2 separate regions of the Homo sapiens genome follow, and region 2 is linked to region 1. Evidence: read pairs that join two places in POLR2A ChIA-PET (ENCODE). Cell type or tissue: CD4-positive, alpha-beta T cell. All regions are shown on one strand. Each heading gives the region's core, and the rest is flanking DNA. Links, peaks and the distances in the headings are about the cores only. Region 1 overlaps LOC107987207 (a long non-coding RNA gene). Region 2 overlaps BCL11B (BCL11 transcription factor B).

Region 1 (4,388 bases), core at 303-4,302:
AGTGTTTAGGTCATGAGGTCTCTGCCCTCATTAATAAATTAATGCTTCTATACAAAAGGATTGCAGGAATGAGTTTGCCCTTCTCTTCTGCTCTTGGATCATGTGAGGACACAGAGTTCCTTTCCCTGAAAATGCACCAACGAGGCACCACCTTGGAAGTGGAGACCAGGCCCTTAACAGACACCAAACCTATAGGAATCTTGATGTTGGATCTCCCAGCCTCCAAAACTGTGAGAAATAGATTTATGTTCTTTATAAATCACCCAGTCTGTGGTGCTCTATTATAGCAGCACAAAACAGACTAAGATAGCAGGTACATACGGACAAACGGTATATGATTGTACACAGGTGAACATGTACTTAAACAGAATATGGTAGTGCACAAGCAAACACATGCATAAACAGTACGTAGTCACACACAGGCTAATGCATACATAGGCCAGATCATTTCCCACATTGGCAGTACTATGAAGGGGATGAAGATGGGCTCAGAGGATCGGGAGTGGATAGAGGTCCAGGGCAGTAAGAGCCACTGTAGATGAGGTGGTCAGGGAAGGTGTCCCTGAAAAGATTCCACCTGAACTGACACCAAAGGGCAGGGGTGGGCAGCGATGAAAAGGGCCCCTCTCTCAGGCAGGGAGCAGCAAATTCATTATCATTGAGGCAGGACGCAGCTTAGCATTGCTCAGGACAATATGATCAGTGTGGCTGGAGATCAGTGCACTTTCGGAGGTGACATGGATTGAGGTTAGGAAGACTAGCAGGTGTTGACTCCTCCAGGTCTTAATTTATAAGGGTAGCAGATCTGATAGGCTACTTGTGATGTGGTGAGCGCCCCATCAACTGGGCAATGGAAAGAGGGGCTGGGTGACCACTGATCAGCAATGTCGGAAGTGGGAGAGAGTGAGGAAGAAATTGAAGTGGAATGCTTTAAAGCACTGTCCGTCTTTGACATCAAGACACTCACTTTGCTGAGCTCAGAGACATCTGAAGTTTAATCACCTGCAGATTTGATTGAATGTATTTTGCCAATATTGAGGGACAGCCACCATGAGGAGAAGTGCCAGTGCAGCTGCCAACTGAGGAGAGGCCAGGACCTCAGTACCATGGATACAGCAAATGTGGACAGAGCCAGTGCCGTGGCTCATTTAGAGCCAGATGTGAAAGGCAGCTGGCTGTGCCTCCTTGCTTTGACTGCTGAAAACCATAAATAAATACATGTAAAAAGTTGGATGTTAGCTCTGTCATTATTTTACAATGATGATAGGACGTTAGAATATGAATGCAGTTTGAAAGATAGCACTGTCTTTGATACATCAAAAAGCCCTCTCCACTTGACTAGAACTTTGGAGGGACGCTACTAGGATAAACTCCTCCCTGCCTGTTCTCCTGATGTTGTATTACGATGACAGAAGCTCTCAATGTATCAACTTAATTTCAGTTCAAAAACCGTCTTAGTTCTGCCCTAGTGAAGTCAAATGGAGTTTTATCATTTTTTCTTGGGCATAAGATGCTCAATTTTCCAGAGGGAAAAAATGCAGAATGGAGCTGAAAATGTAATCATATTTGGGAGAAATGGGTAATCATATTCTTGTGGTATTAAAGACTTCTCTAAGAAAACTCTGCTACCAAGAATGGGGTCACAGGGTTGAGAATCCATCTGACACTGTGGAAGAAAGGCAATGTTATCCCTATCTACATTTCCAGAATCTGATATCTATTTTCTCCCCATTCGCTTGCCCATGGTATGGCTACATCTGCATCTATACAGTGGATTTTCCATCTACTCATCCTTCTTTGATCAGAGCTCAACCTCTGTGAGCTTTGATTTCCAATTCCTAGAATAGAGACAGGGTACTTGCCCCTGAGCCCCTCAATACCCGGTGACTGAATTCCCTCTGTTTTGGCTTTCGTGACACTGTCCAGGTACACTCCCCTTTAATGGAGACTTCTGAGTCTGCTCTGGTTCTAGAAAGGCAGTCTAAGTTAATTTCCACAATTTTCATTGTATTGGCAAAGAACTTGAGGCTTTGTTGTTCAAGAAACTTCCCAGTATCTATTAAGGGGCAGATCTATTTATCAAACCCAGACTTACAGATGCCAGTGTCCAGGCTTTGCCCTGTTCCCCATAATTGCCCCTAAGAACCATCTGTAGCACATCTGAGATGGAGCCACGGAGTCCTAGTCTGGCCTCCTGGAATCCACCCACTCCTGTCTGGGGAGCTGCCTGCCCTTTGCTGGCCCTTCTGATGAAGGCTCCACTCCATCTGGTGAGACCTGGGAGCCTCTGGTCCGGTTACCAGCTAGCCCTCCCATCTCCCATATCTTGAAGTCTGCTGGGAGGGAGGACTCGGGTAATAACCACGCTAATGACAAAGCGCTAACTGAAGACCCCAGTAACCTCTTGGTTTCCTCCCTTCCCATGGCCGTGGCATAATGAAGCCGGGCAGGCACTTGGGGAGTAATCGGATCCAGCTCAGGGTTAGCTAAGAGGTGGTTTGTGGTCAGGTGTCCAACAGATGGGTTCAAATTACCTGACTTTAATTTCAAGTAATTGGTGAGCTGGATTACCCTCCAGCTCAGGGGACCTGGAACTATATGTCTTTTACTATCAGCCCTGAAGGAAAAGGAGAGTCTGCTCCATGGGGGTGGTGAGGGTAGGGGTGGGAAAGGCCAGGGTCCGGACACAGGGGTATCCAAATGATTCCAGAGGCTGGGCCAGAGTCCCTCAACCTTCAAGGAAGTTTTCTAATGATAGGTTAAGATTCTATTGCAGAACTTGCAAAGACTTCTCTCCAGATGATGGAAGAGAGTTAAAATCATAAAGGGTGAGATTTGGTTATGTAATTCTCTCTCTTCTGGTTTTTTTTTTTGTTGTTGTTTTGTTTAATTACCAATATGTTTATGCAAATGCACATATTTCCAAATGCTTGTTTAGTCTGCTTGTGCATCTATTTATACTCTTAATAATCACTAGACTTTACTGGGGATGTCCAGGCACTTGGCTAATTGTTTTACATGTCAGAGCTTCTCCAATGTTCCAATGACCCTTATGGGGTAGAGACTCACAGCTATCACTTTACAGATGTGAATAGTGATAGTGAAAGGGGTGGATGGGCCTGCCCCTGGTCCATGGTTCCTCATGGAGAGCTGGATCTCAGCACAGTAAACCACCTCAAAGGCTCCATCCCTTTGTCTCTGCTGAGTGCAAGCTCTTCAACTCCTCTCAGGAAGATGACAAGGACTTTCATCCCAACGCCTCCACTCCTGCTCTCTCCCTAGTCTCTTCATCTTGTGTTCATTCATTTATTTATTCTTGCAAAAATCACATCCCCAAGTCTGTATTTAGCCTGTGCTTGACCTATATTAGACATTCAATAAACATTTTGAGGGTGAATCAATGAACACGAATGCAAGGGTTAATAAGACAGGGCTCTTCCATCAACAGGTTATGCATACCTGGTGAGAACAAAACTATAAACACATCCACGCACACCAAGATGGTAATTTCACAATATATAGTGATAAAAAGAATTGTGAGAAAAAAATGAAGCCACATTTGCAAAAAAGTGAAGTGCCTTACACAGCATTGGGTGCATATGTAATAAGTGGTCAGTGAGCAGGCTGGGTAGCTTCCCCAGTTGACTATTGTTTCCACAGGTGGGACATGTTTGCGTGTGCATATGTGTGTGTGTGTGTGTGTGTGTGCATGTGCATATATGTGTGTTTGTGTGAACAAATCTGTGCATGTATGTGTATGAGTGTTTGCCGTGTCTTTAATCTTCTGCGTTTTCAGCTGCTGGTCCATGCCTGGTCATATTCTTGGTACTCAGATTATGATGGATGTTTAAATAAATAAAAAACAAGGCCTGAGACCAAGTGAAGAGGCAGTTAAAATGTCACCCCAAAGCTTCCTGAGGGCTCTTGAAAGGCGGTCTGAGTTATTTTGTATTCTGTATTTGTGCTAAGAAGTGCTGTCTGACAGAGCATCTGGGAAGAAAACCAAGAGCAAATATAGCCATCTTGATCCTACCTGCTTGAGAGCTGTAAGCCACAGCTTTCAGAGAGATGTTCCAGTGAGAGAGAGGGGCTAGCTGGGAAAGAATTAGACTACAAACAGGGAAGTTTCATTGTCTGCAAAGTGGGGAGACTCCAGATTGTGTGGGGCTGTGGAATAATAATCTGACATCACCTGTGGAAGGCTCTCAGTTGTTGTCTGGTCAGTTGGACAGACCCTCAGCCTTGACCATCCTCACTTTGCACATCTGCAGCATGGAACCCACAAGGCATCCAATGGGGTTGCTGTAACTCTCAGATGAGGCGATGGATGTTTCCAATTGCTTTAGATTCACTGTCACATGCCACAAGAGGGCTGGCATATTTATTAA
Region 2 (4,388 bases), core at 262-4,261, 1.0 Mb before region 1:
TTGTTGGTATATATTTTACAATGAAATGGAAAACAAGTTCCAGTCATTGCTGGTTCCTAGACCTTGGTAATTAAAAGCTAAAAAAAAAAAAAAAGAAAAAAAAAGAAATGAAATAATACCTGTGGAGTGAAGGAATTTATTTTTTGAGTCACCCTCAACCCCAAAGACCTGTGTAGCTCTGAAATTGAGCAAACGAAGAAGTCTCCCTAGAATTGTTCTTCTCTATTCCTGCTGTCTCAGCCACTCCCCCTCTACACCCCCCACAGCCCCCCAAAAAAAGGGATTGAGAGAAAGACAAATGATGAGAGAAGGCCAGTCTTGTCAGGTGAACACCCAGTTCCTGTCTCATTTAAGGTTGCACTCCACTTCTTTCAAATAGGAAATTGCCAAAATGGATGTCATGGGCTGCTAATTAGATGTATTTTAACTGCAGGATCATTTTACCAGCTAATACTGTTATTATGTGCTTCAATGTGAACCCATGGTGGAGCTGTTAAAATATGAGCGTGCAGTCTTAGCAGACAGCTCTTGGAGCCGTTGGGATGGGTGGAGGGCGCTTTTCCTCACGGCCCTGAAGATCCCCGGGCCAGGCCCTGTGCTGAAGATCAGAGCCCTTTCAGCTTCTCAAGAGGTGCCCCCTGCTCTCCTAAAGACCATCTTCTCCTTGTGTTTAGACCAGGGCCTGAGCCTCCAGGAGGCCTGAGCTCTCCAGCGTCACATCCCCTGCCCTCTAGACATCAGGGTTCCCTCTGGACCAGCCTAGAAGTGCCAGATGACCACAGTTCATGCCTGTGCCTACCCAGAACAGGCAGGCCTGAATCTCACACACTGGAGTTTCAAGTCTGTGCTGGCTTCTCCTCCATCTTCCCTCTGTAGCAAACCGGAAAAAGAATCCTAATTTCCCGTTGGGGTGGGAGGAGATGAGCTAGGATCAGGATAATGATTTTTAAATGTGAGCCAGGCATTTGACTTCACGTTATTTCTTTTCCCCCTCACGCTCTTAATACTTAGCATTTTTTTTCTATCATCCTTAAGACAAAGTAGCTGGCAAAATATTTAAGTGATCAGAAAAAAATATTTTTATTTGCCCGCGTGCGAATTGGGTTATCTGCCTATCTTGTTTATGAAATTTGGCGCTGCCTTTCCTGCACAGTACGTTCGCCTCTCAAATCTTTCCCGGCTCCCATTTCCATATTTCTGCGTGCTTGTTCTTTGTTAATCACTTGGCAAGCGCTTATTTGAATATTAAAAATTTCTTTAATCATCAAAGGCAGGAGCACAGTCTCATGAATATTCATATTTTTCCCCCTCCTCAGACTGGATTCTAGTTCATTACCCTGCAGTAAAAGCCAAACAGCCATCAATCGCCCTCATTACAGGCTCTGGCGTTTTGATTGGCTGCCTGCTGCCCAGAGCTTTTTTTTAATTTTTTTAATTTTTTCCCCCTTCTCCTATGAGCTGTCTTGTACCTGCCAACAACCAAAAAAAAGAAAAAAAAATCAACAATGCAAGAATAAATTTCTCTGGTTGGAAAACAACTTTGCAAACTTGTCAAACAGTCCTTGTGGCTTGCTGCTGCCACCGCTGTAGCGTCCACCAGCGCCACCTCCTTCCCCCCGCTGTCCTTCCCCCACCAAAAAAAGAAAAAAGAAAAAAAAAAGAAGCCCAAGATAAAAGAGAGGGGGGAGAGAAAAATAAATAAATAAATAAATAAAAAGGGAGAAACTTGAGCCTCAGAGATGAATATTTGTCAAGAGAGTTGACGTAAGTTTCATTTGCATAATGACTTTGTACTTCTGCATTAATAAAATTTGCATATGAAGCCATGTTAATTACTCCTGATCATGCTTTTTGCATTCATGCATAGTAATTTTCTCCGACTTGTGAGAATTAATGTCTTGGCATGGGGGGAGGGGGCGCGGGGACTGTCAGGTTCCCTTGCCAGTGTCCCTCACTCACACGCGCTGCCTCCCTGGCTGTCTCCTTCCTTGATCTATGACTCATTTCTGCACTATCAGTAGGAGTTCTCAGCTTAAAAAAATGTATCAATTGAAAGGCACCAGTAGGGAGAAAAATACTCGTCTCCTGCACAGTGTATTCCAGACCACCTCTCTCCAGCTCTGAACATGGAATCTGTAATCCTCCCATTTGGGAGGGGACGCCCCAGAGGCTTCAGGGGTGGGGAAGGCTCGAATTCCCCCTGAAACCCGGATGGGGCTTTTCCAGGCGTTTTTGTGTCTCCACGCTCCTCGGCGGTGGGCGTGTTCGCTGGGTGAGTGCGCATGTGTGAGGAACGGAGCAGGAGCCTCTGCAAAGTCCCTCTAGAAGAGAGACGGGTGACAGACCCCTGTGGAATGCTTAAACCCATGAAGGCATCAAGAATGAGCTTATCTAGCATTGCCCTGTTTTGGAGCCTAAGAAGAGGCATTTTAGGGGCCTTATTTTTAGACTTTTTTTTTTTTTTTTTTTTTTTTTGTGCATAGACCTCCAAAGCCAGCGTTTTTTTGGGAGTGTCTTGCAGGTCTTTGCAGGGCGCTTTGCTATGCTCAGAGAACATCCTCTTGCTTTCTTCGCTGGGCAGCGATGATGCCTTGGAAAGGACCATAGGGAGTGGGGAAAGTTTCAGAATGGAAAGCAAGAGAATGATAGTGACCGTTTGGTGAGTTTCCTGGATCTCCGGCTCTGGCTCAGGGCTGACCTGACCCTTCCTTTAAAGTTGAGGGAGCTGAGGCTCTGAGAAAGTGACTCACCTTCAGTCACGAGGCCAGGAGACAGCCGAGGAGGAATTTGAATCCAGTCCTCTCGGTCCTCAAGGCTGTGCGGCCTGGGAGCTCTGGTGGCTTCCTCTGTGCGTGTGTGGGTGCATACCCTGTCCCACATCTCAAGCGCTCCTTAAGTGCTTTCTGGATTTCCCAGCTTCACTTTTAAAGGCAAATACCCCTCCTCTGAGGAAGGATGGGGGCTGGGAGGTAGCCTGGGACAGGTACTGAGGCTGTTTTTTCAAGTTGAGGTAAGAGTCACATGATGTACAATTGACCATTTTAAAGTGTACAATCAGTGGTTTTGGATCTATTCACAATGTCGTGCAGCCGTCACTCCTGTCTAAGTCCCGAGCATTTTCATCACCCCCCGAAGAAACTCTGTGCCCATTAGCCACCCCTCACACCCCTACTGGCTCCCCCCAGCCCCTGGCAACTGCTACTTTCTGTGTCCGTGGATTTGCCTCTTATGAACATTTCGTATCCATGGAGTCATGCCGTAGGTGGCTCCTTTCATCACTTTGGGCTTTTGCAGTAGCTTCAGATTTCTTGAGTTCCACCCTTGGGAAGGGCTCTGGGTTTGAGCTGCCCCGTGTGGAAACCTCTCCCAGTGTAGAAGGTGCTCTGGGAGCCCCAGAGAGGCCCTGTAGAGCTTGGGATTTGAAGCCCCTCTCCCGGCTGCCCCCCTCCCCTGCCTCAGTTGAGCCGGTCCCTGGAGCAGGTGGACTTCAGCAAGGTCACAATTGCTAATGAGACTCTGGGGAAACCTGTCCAGGGCGGCCTACCCCCTGACCCCTATGCAGGGAACAACGTGTGGTGTGTGACATCGCCTTTACAGACCCTGGTCTGAGCCCCACCTTGGACGTTTCCAGGAGAAGGGTGTGGCCAGATGCCTGTTTTCTACCTGCTCTGCAACGGTTCCTCCCACCACGGAGACAGAGTCAGCTTCTTAGCACCTGGGACAACCCTTACCAGGCCTCGAGCTGCTTCTGCTGGTTTCTCAGTAGTGATAAATGGTGCTGGCTGTGTCGTGGCCTCACCCAGAACCCAGGAACCAGAGCCTGGGTTTGGCCTTTGCAGCTTCCAATGGCTGGATTGAGCCCAGGGATCTCAGACTTCCGCCCACTATGTGGCCGTTGCTCTAGAGATCCCAGGACCCCTGGTCACTTACCCAGCTGCAGCCCTAGAGGGAAGCAGAGCATTGCGGGCTTCGGGGACACAACTGGGTTCCAGTCTCAGATCTCCCTAAGCCTCAGTTTTCCCCCAGTGGAATGTGGATCTTTTCTGAGCGAGGTGGCTGTCATGATGATGGATGACCCAGAGCCCTCGGTGGTCTGCAGGGAAGGCCTACATAGGGATTTGAGACCACCAGTGGACAGGATCAAATGCAGTGTCCAGTGCTGGAAGGTTCAGGCTAGGGCAGGCTTCCAGGAGGAGGCAGGTCCTGACCTTCCTTGAGGGATGGCACTAAATCTAGCATGGCCTTCCCCTCAGCATCTGAGGCTGAAACTGTTTACTGGTTCCTCAGCCACATCCTTCCAGGGCTATCCCCAGCTCAGAAATACCCTGGGCCCGAGGCCTCACCTAGTATGAGGTCTTTGTTGGTTCAGGGGGTTCCGAGCAGTGTTG

What was found. Peaks named below come from ENCODE experiments on the same cell type or tissue, not always from the same donor. Only the 100,000 strongest peaks of a DNase experiment are listed, where the experiment ranks them.
Region 2: POLR2A ChIA-PET joins it to region 1 with 5 read pairs; 5 of 35 experiments call an interaction of 5 or more read pairs at or near these places.

The regions. Positions count from the first base shown.
Region 1 is chr14:98,198,838-98,203,225 of GRCh38, reverse strand. It overlaps LOC107987207 (a long non-coding RNA gene), which reads left to right. Exons shown (of 2, transcript XR_001750875.2): 2 at 59-1,233. Among named protein-coding and RNA genes, the nearest start is that of LINC02295, 65 kb to the right of the region's middle. In CD4-positive, alpha-beta T cell, for the core only: no CTCF peak of the experiment used is centred there; no DNase peak of the experiment used is centred there; H3K4me3 peaks cover 2,470 bases.
Region 2 is chr14:99,232,943-99,237,330 of GRCh38, reverse strand. The region is part of intron 2 of BCL11B (BCL11 transcription factor B); the gene reads left to right. Among named protein-coding and RNA genes, the nearest start is that of BCL11B, 37 kb to the left of the region's middle. RefSeq lists an enhancer at 1-161. In CD4-positive, alpha-beta T cell, for the core only: no CTCF peak of the experiment used is centred there; DNase peaks (open chromatin) are centred at 1,510, 1,940, 2,270, 2,830 and 2 weaker places; H3K4me3 peaks cover 4,000 bases; H3K27ac peaks cover 4,000 bases.